Regions from separate parts of the Homo sapiens genome. Here regions 1 and 2 are each linked to region 3. The links are chromatin contacts, found by Hi-C or POLR2A ChIA-PET in ENCODE. All regions are on one chromosome and are shown on one strand. Each heading gives the region's core, a stretch centred on a gene start or an enhancer-like site at or near the end of the contact. The rest is flanking DNA. Distances are from core to core; before and after follow the strand shown.

Region 1 (2,700 bases), core at 141-2,640, 3.8 Mb before region 3:
GGGTGTGATGGCTCACGCCTGTAATCCCAACACTTTGGGACACCGAGACGGGAGGATCGCTTGAGCCCAAGAGTTCGAGACCTGTCAGGGCAACACAACGAGACCCCCATCTCTACAACAATTTTTTTTTTAATTTAGCGGGACGTGGTGGCGCGGGAGTGTAGTTCCAGCTACTTGGGAGGCTGAAGCCGGAGATTCGCTTGAGCCCAGGAGGTCCAGGATGCAGTAGGTCGTGATCGCGCGGCTGCATCACAGCCTGGGCGACGGAGCGAGCCCCCACTCAAAAATTAAAAAATAAAAACGACGAGAGGCCAGACGTGGTGGCTCACTCCTGTAATCCCAACACTTTGGGTGGCCGAGGCAGGAGGATCGCTTGAGCTCAGGAGTTCAGACCAGCTTAGGTAACAGAGACCCATCGCAAAAAAAGAACAATAATAAACAACAAGGGAGCGAGAAGGCAAGAAAATGGTGCAAATTTACCCGGATGTCAACAGGGGGCGGGGCCAAGCGCTGCTACCGAAGATGCCAAGATGGACGCCAGGCAGCCAGGAGAAAGATCCCAACCCCACCCGCGCAGATATCCGCGAGGCCCCGCGCTCAGCCTCCTCACCCCCGCTATCCGCGGCCTCCGGGTCCTCCTCCGCCTTCCGCTTGAGCTTCTGGGAGGAGGGGCTCACCGGCGCGTCCCCCAGCAGGTACTTATGCTCCTGGCCCCGCAGGTGCTTGAGGTAGCGGTCCTTCAGGGACTGCCACGAGTGCTGCGTGAGCGAGCTCTTCTCCATCGCTTTCCACAAGGCGTTACCGGTGACGGAGCTGGGCGAGCGGGCATTTTCCTTCACGTAGGTAAGGATGGCTACGTCGTCCGCATCCGTGAAGGCGATCCGCCCGGCGTGCCGCTGCGGCTCCGGCTCCGCGGCGCCCTCGGCCAGGGCCCCGGGCTTTGCTTCCGAGCCGGTGTCCGCCGCCGAGGCGGGGCCCAGCCGATAGGCCTCCAGCTCCAGCCTCTCGTTGCGCTCCACGCAGTCCAGGATGTACTGCGTGGAGATGAAATCACCCGAGGCCTCGGCCAGCGCCTCCCCGGGCTGGGCCAGCAGCACGGCCCCGGGCTCCTGCACTCGGCACACGGTGCCGCCGCCGTGCAGGATGAGCGTCGACAGCCGACGCTTGGCCGGGCTGGGCCGCACGTAGAAGGACATGGAGCTGCCGTCGTCCCTCACGAACAGAGTCGAGGAATGGGTGGGCCCGTTGGGGTCTTTGCCCAAATCCATCGCCTCCGCCATGTCTGACGCCGAGCACTACTAGAAGAGCTACCCCCTCGCGAGCGCCTGGCACACAGAGCTCAACTGACTGAGCTGTCACCGCAGACGCCTCTGCCGCGAAGCGCAGCACTGGGCCTGCGCAGCAGCAGCCGCGGCGCATCGAGAGTGCCCGCCCCCTCTCCCCCGGAAGAGGTGGGGCTTCGCACCTTGACCTGGAAATTAACGTACTATCCTCCTTACTTTTGGGTCGGGCCCTCCGGGAAGATGGCGGCCGTGCAGGCGGCCGAGGTGAAAGTGGATGGCAGCGAGCCGAAACTGAGCAAGAAGTGAGTGTCGCTGCGAGTCTTTAAAGCCTTTGCGGTAGGAGAGTCTGGGCTGGGAAGCGCCGCGAGGTTCCCACCAAGGCTGCTGTGCCGGGGCCTTCTTGCCGGCTCTCGTGGGTACGCACATGCTGAGACGTGGTGGCTGCGCCCTGCAGACCACGTACCCCGGGATACCCCGGGCACGCCGGCTCCCCGTTCCCAGCTGGCACCGGCGGGATGCTCCCTATCATACTCCTAGAGTTAAGAGACTGTGGAGGAGGAACTAGGACGAGAACTAAGAGTTATCAGAAAAGAAAAGCGAAACTTCCTGCTTAGCTTCATCCTCCTTTCTGAGAAATGCATTCTTTTGTTGAGCCACTCAGTAAACGTGGAAGTTGGAGAAATGTTAAATACCCTAGCTTTTCAGAAAGACCTTCAAAATTTTCTGGGCCTCACTAAGGTCATTCTGAACGTTATGTATTAAAAGGGATCAGTTCTAAAACTGTCATGCATCTACCCGTATGGGTTATTCAGTAGATACCTGTGAGTATTAAGTGATCAACGTCTAACAGTAGAGACCATCTTAATTCAGCCTGATATCTTTGTTAACCACTCCCAAATCCCTGGAGTATGTAGGTTAACATAGATAAGTCAGGATTAGCCACCCTTTAACTGGCTGTCTTATATTCTCATTAGCGTTCCCCATTTGAACCACAGAACACAGGTAATTGAGTGTTTTATCATTGCTAGGAAGATGGTACATAGTACCATTCCAGAGGCATACGAGAGGGCTTAATCCCCGTGGCGCGCACTTGTTATCCCAGCTACTCGGGAGACTGAGGCAGGAGAATCGCTTTAACCCAGGAGGCGGAGGTTGCAGTGTGCTGAAGTCGTGCCACTGCACTCCAGCCTGGGAGACTTGAGGTAGTGGTCCTTCAGGGACTGCCAGAAGTGCTGCGTGAGCGAGCCCTTCTCCATCGCTTTCCCCAAGGAGTTACTGAGACGGAGCCAGACCCTGAATGAAAAAGAAAAGAGAAATGATGTTTCTTTTTTTTTTTTTTTAAGATGGAGTCTCGCTCTGTCGCCAGGCTGGAGTGCAGTGGCGCGATCTCAGCTCACTGCAACCTTCGCTGCCAGGG
Region 2 (2,700 bases), core at 162-2,661, 3.1 Mb before region 3:
CAGTCCCAGCTACTCGGGAGGCTGAGGCAGAAGAATCGCTTGAACCCGGGAGGCAGAGGTTGCAGTGAGCTGAGATCACGCCACTGCACTCCAGCCTGGCGACAGAGTGAGACTCCATCTCGGAAAAAAAAAAAAAATTGAATGGACAGAAAAAGTAAGAGTCAGGGCTCCAGGCTGGAACTCATGATAAGACTTACCCTGTGGGCCCTCAAGTAAAGAGACAGAGAAGTAATTCTTACTCCTTTATAAAGGTGATCATCACTTTTCTCTGTGTTCTGAACTCCTTAGGCAAAAGATACTTTATAATTACTTGTATGCTGTCATATGAAAGTGTTGAACCTCTACTATATAACCTAAGAAAAATTGGTCCTTTCTGAACAGAGGTTCCTAATTGCTTTTTCCTTGTTTGAAGGAGTTAAAAGTCATTGTTGAAGGATGTATCTCTAATCCTACAGAACTGATGCCTTCAAGAAAACTCACTCCCACAATTCTCTCTCCTGGTTCCATGCCTGTGCCCTTTATTATGTTTTGCTGGCTCTTATGCATCAAATGCTCACTTCCTGTTTCCCCTTTATTGAGCTCTGGAGACCTGGAACCGGTAACAGGCTTTGAAGAAAAGTACAAAGCCAGGAAAACACAGAAGACAGGCCATGACTCTCCAAAGGAAAGCAAATCTTAACACATTTCTAATAACCGTTCAGCCCTTCCCGTCTGTAGCTTATGTAAGATAGTGGTTCAGACATGAGTCCCGAGAAACTGTAAATAATGAAGTTGAAAACAGCTAAAACTCACGCTAGGTTGGCAGAAAAGTTTAAGACAGGCAACTGAGATTTGATATCATAATTCTGGCTTGTTCTAAGCTCTCAGTATCCCTAAATGTTTCATTTTCACTATGCCACAAGGAGGCTGACTGGGTGGCGTCTCCTCTGGGCGCCACTCTAAATGCTTTAGACCTAAAATCTTAGAAGAGCACAGACGACCTTATATGAATCCACTTTTTGTAAAGTGTGCCATGATCAGTGCCAAGCACCAAGCTGACCATATGGAAAAGGGGGGCACAGACAGTAAGGAAATTCCCCATGACCTCTAGATTCTCATCATTAGGTCCACAGCCATCCTTTAATCCAGAAAGCTGATGTTCTGCCTATAAATGGCTTCTGGCTCTCTAACCCAAGGCCTCCTTCCATCTCATGATCCTTTTACACTACAACGGTGTTTTAATTGAAACTCCAGTCTCACTGGTCATGCTACTGCAGCAATTCACTGAGCACAGGCTTCTCTGTTCTATTCTGCTGTCCTGCACTTTGAATTCAGGGCTTGGTGTCAGCATGGAAAGCACCAGCGTTCTGATATGGCAGCCTTTGGTTATGTTCCCCTCAAGGGATTTATCATCCACAACCTACTCAAATCCCTCCCCCAACAGCTACCAAAAATTCCCCTGGTGAGAAATGCTATTATGAGAAGGGGTGGTGGCTGCTTTATGACTCACACTGTTTCATTAAAAAGATTTTTTTTTCAAACAAATTTTCAGTAGAGGAATCCAAAGGTTTTCCAAAGCCACAGCAAAACAGAACAGCTCATAATACTATTTCTCAAAGGTCTGCCACTTCATAGGAGATTCCTATACCTCAAAAAACTGGAGACATTTAGATTCACTATCCTTTTGTGCTGCCCTTGGCCTCTGGGTTGAGGAAGCAAGTAGGAAATGGATCAATTAAACACAGCCAACATGACTGGGCTCGTCAGATATTAAGATGGATGGCAGCTAGCTTGCAAGTCAGCCCTTATCACAGGTCTTAAGACTTGCTTATAGCTTTCCAGGGCACTGGCTGCAATGGCATGAATGTTTCAGTCATAGCTAACCAGAGTTGAGGAAATCTAATAATATAGGATGTACATGGGTATTTAGGAACACTTGTTATAGCAGCAGGCAGAGCTATAAAAAAGTGTCTTTGGCCAGGCATGGTGGCGTGTGCCCACAGTCCCAGCTACTCAGGAGGCTAGGGTAGGAGGATGTCTTAAGCCCAGGAGTTCATGTCCAGCCTGGGCAACATAGTGAGACCTTGTCTCTGAAAAAAAGTTTGTTTTTAGTTAAAAAATAAAAGTTTCTTCGAAAAGCTGACTTAAATGCTGTTATACTTTTGATATTAAATGGTTACACCATTTAGATCATTTACACAATCTAAATGGACTAGAACAATATTACAGAAAACTAATTTGTTAGGTTGGAATCCCAAGGGCTCCCTCAAATCCTTGTAGGATTCCCAGAATACTCAGGCAGGCAGCAGGATAAAAGAATCTTAATGGCTCTCTCCAAAAAAGGCACCTTCTCCACAGGGAAAAGGTTATTTAAGATGGAAACAAAATGAAAAGATCTCCAAAAAGCTAAGAAGTATGTGCAAAATGACCACGTCAGATGAGGCCTGTGATCTTAGGTTCTCCTACCTCTGTTCCTGAATCCAGGTTAAAGCTTCTCCCAGCTGGGCATGGTGGCTCACGCCTGCAATCCCAGCACTCTGGGAGGCCAAGGTGGGCGGATCACTTGAGGTCAGGAGTTCAAGACCAGCCTGGCCAATTGGCGAAACCCCATCTCTACTAAAAGTACAAAATTAGCCGGCTGTGGTGGCACATGCCTGTAATTCCAGCTACTTGGGAGGCTGAAGCAAGAGAATTGCTTGAGCCCAGGAGGCAGAGGTTGCA
Region 3 (2,700 bases), core at 75-2,574:
TAGATGCGGGCCTCCACGCCTGGCTGTTTTTATTTTTGTAGAGAACGGGATTTTGCTATGTTGCCCACGCTGTTCTCCAACTCCCAAGCTCAAGTGATCATCCCACCTAGCCCTCCCCAAGTACTGGGATTACAGGGGTGAGCCACCACATCTGGCCAGTTTTATCTTCTAATGACTATTACCAAGTCCCCCTATCCCAGAAGTTCTGAGGAAGCAAATTTCCCACAAACTATTGGCTTGTAGGTACAAAAGCCAAAAGGCTTCTACTGGGAAAGGAGAGGGAAATATATACATATATATTTCAACTATTATTAAATTAGAAAAATACAGACATAGGAAGGGTATAGATAAAACAAGATTAGGCATGAGTTGATCGTGTTTGAAGCTGGATGAGAGAATTCATTATACTCCTGTCTGCTTGAAATTTTCCATAATAAAAAGTTAAAATATTACACATAATTTTAAAATTCAAGTTTCCCCTAAAGATCTAAGACCAGACTTTAAGTTTACTACGACAGACAGTGTCTTTTGTAATTAACCTACAGCTCCTGGGTCCCGACCCTCCTCAAAGTTTATGCTGTTGAGTTCCAAGAGGTCACCTCCAGCACCCCGGAAGAAGAGCACCGAGAAAAACAAAGAGGAGAGGCGCAAGGATCCTTCCAAGACCTCTCACTACACACGCAGGGATCCGAGAAAGCGGGCAGAGGCCGCTCCTTACTTCAGCGAAAGAAATTGTAATTTTCTCAGGCCAAAGTGGACCCAAGTCCGTTCCCCCAACCCAGGAACAAGCCCAGGAGGCCACCCCGCCCGGTGGAAGCGGCCCGGACTGGAGGGCATCCGCCTCTCGCGGCACTGGAAGCTCTGACCTTCCCGAAGTCTCTCCGGGCCAGAAAAGACGGGGTAGGGGTGTCGCCGAGGAGCCCTCGCCGAGGCCGCGGCGTTTCCGCCCCAAGGAAGACACACCTCGGGGCAGGAAGACTAGGGGAAAGTTAAGGGGCTTCGAGGATCCAGGACCAGAGGCCTCCGACCCGCTCGCGGCCCTGCCACGCCCCCCACCCAGGCCTGGGCAGCCTCCTGCGCCGCGGGCCCTCGAGGGCCTGACCTCCGGTCTGACCCCCACTTCCACTATCCTTCCCTTTCTCCTCAGCTGCCCCCTCCGAAGTCGTTTGAATCCCGGGCCCTAGCGCTAACTAGAGACCGCTAAATCAGGAGCGCAGAGAGAAGAGGAAGACAGAGACCTCTGACGCCGAGGATGCCACACTCACCTAACCGAATCCTGCCGTGAACGCAGCAGACACCGACTTCAGGGTTCACCATCCAAAATGGCGACTCCCTCGGCCTCAGCACAACAAGCGCGGGCGGAGGGATCCACGGGGCCGATATAGCCACGCCCTCCTTTCCAGGGATTGGCTGCGCGATCGCCGCTGCCGGGACCCACGCGCTGACTCGGGGCACCCTCCCTCGGTTTCCTTTGGAGTCGGCGCGGCCGGGGACTACTTCCCGCGGCGGGGGCACGGCAGACGTTGGGGGAAGCGCCACGCCGACTGAGTCAGCTGCTGGGGGCATGCCCTTAATTTCGCTCTGGGCGCGGGGAGGCCAGCCACAGCTGTTGATTCTCGGACTCTGCGCCCACGGCCTCACCGCGCCCAGTGCCTTGGTTCCGGATTCTTCCATAACCGGCTGCCAGTACCGCCTCTCTGACGCCGGGAGTTGCTCCCTAAGATCTGCTGCCGCCTTTCGCTGGACTTTCCCCCTGGGTGGAGCGGCCGAGGGGGTTTCGAAGCCTGCGTATCCCTGACTCTTCACCCAGCGCCTCCGTGTCCCTCTACGGGCTCTAAGCGTTCCCCCGCCCCGCTTTTAAGCCGTCCGGTTGCCCTTTGGACCAGCATCGCTCCGGTCTGTGTGGTATAATTCAGTAGTGTTTCCTCAGCACCACAGTCTCTGGCGATTTCCCTAATTTATCTCGGTATTCAGAGAAAACTTTTTCCTTGGTTACCTTTGTTTTTAACTTGAAAACCATTATCGCTGCTTAAGCCTGGAAGGGACCTTCCCAGCACTTTGAGAGGCGGGGCGGGAGGATCGCTTGAGCCCGGGAGTTGCAGACCAGCCTGGACACCATAGTGAAACCGCATCGCTACAAAAAAAAAAAAAAAAAAGTTAAAAATTAGGGGAGCAGCAGTGAGCACTTGTGGTCTCAGCTACTCGGGAGGCTGAGGCAGGAAGATCGCTTGAGCCCAGAAGGTCGCTGCTGCAGTAAACCGTGATCACGTCACAGCACTCCAGCCTAGGCTACAGAAAAAAAGAAAAAGGGCCGGGTGCGGTGGCTCACGCCTGTAATCTCAACATTTTGGGAGGCCGAGGCAGGTGTATCACCTGAAGTCGGTAATTCGAGACCAGCCTGGCCAACACAGAGGAACCCCGTCTCTACTAAAGAGGAAATTACGCATGGTGGCGCAAGCCTGTAATCCCAGCTACTCCGGAGGCTGAGGCAGGAGAATCGCTTGATTCTCGAGTTACAGTGAGCCGAGATCCGGCGATTGCCCTCCAGCCTGGGCAACAAGAGCGAAACGTCTCAAAAAAAAAAAGGGAAAAAAGAAAAAGGGGCCTCCAGAAGGAAGTCATCTGCTCCCTGCTGTGGAGGCTGCATCTAATGCTTGTACCGGGGCAGTCATATGACAAGTAGGAGCTAGCCCTTATCAT

The links. A loop is a pair of places that touch in the nucleus more often than their neighbours do. ChIA-PET counts read pairs that join two places held with the same protein, here RNA polymerase II (POLR2A). Pooled maps may share reads with other maps.
Region 1: a map of naive thymus-derived CD4-positive, alpha-beta T cell shows a loop between it and region 3 (6-fold over the local background). The contact joins the promoter of TERF2IP here to the promoter of IST1 in region 3. A Hi-C loop is called at or near these places in 1 of 168 maps with a recorded cell type or tissue (naive thymus-derived CD4-positive, alpha-beta T cell) and 11 of 50 pooled maps.
Region 2: a pooled map shows a loop between it and region 3 (4-fold over the local background). The contact joins the enhancer-like site here to the promoter of IST1 in region 3. A Hi-C loop is called at or near these places in 2 of 50 pooled maps. POLR2A ChIA-PET finds 5 or more read pairs at or near these places in 2 of 52 experiments (HEK293T and activated CD4-positive, alpha-beta T cell).

The regions. Positions count from the first base shown.
Region 1 is chr16:75,646,463-75,649,162 of GRCh38, reverse strand. TERF2IP (TERF2 interacting protein) reads right to left here and starts at 1,390. Exons shown (of 3, transcript NM_018975.4): 1 at 611-1,390. The coding sequence starts at 1,280. KARS1 (lysyl-tRNA synthetase 1) reads left to right here and starts at 1,498. Exons shown (of 14, transcript NM_005548.3): 1 at 1,498-1,585. The coding sequence starts at 1,524. RefSeq lists enhancers at 1-468, 266-535, 469-1,426, 1,466-1,645 and a silencer at 846-965.
Region 2 is chr16:75,010,787-75,013,486 of GRCh38, reverse strand. The region is part of intron 1 of ZNRF1 (zinc and ring finger 1); the gene reads right to left. Among named protein-coding and RNA genes, the nearest start is that of ZNRF1, 13 kb to the right of the region's middle. RefSeq lists enhancers at 1,158-1,247, 1,558-1,667. Within about 2 kb of position 1,411, at least 14 of the 41 ENCODE cell types and tissues checked have a DNase peak (open chromatin) inside an H3K27ac peak, as active enhancers do.
Region 3 is chr16:71,894,155-71,896,854 of GRCh38, reverse strand. IST1 (IST1 factor associated with ESCRT-III) reads right to left here and starts at 1,324. Exons shown (of 10, transcript NM_001270975.2): 1 at 1,266-1,324. It also overlaps a transcript of ZNF821 not described here. RefSeq lists enhancers at 1,067-1,256, 984-1,549, 1,427-1,936.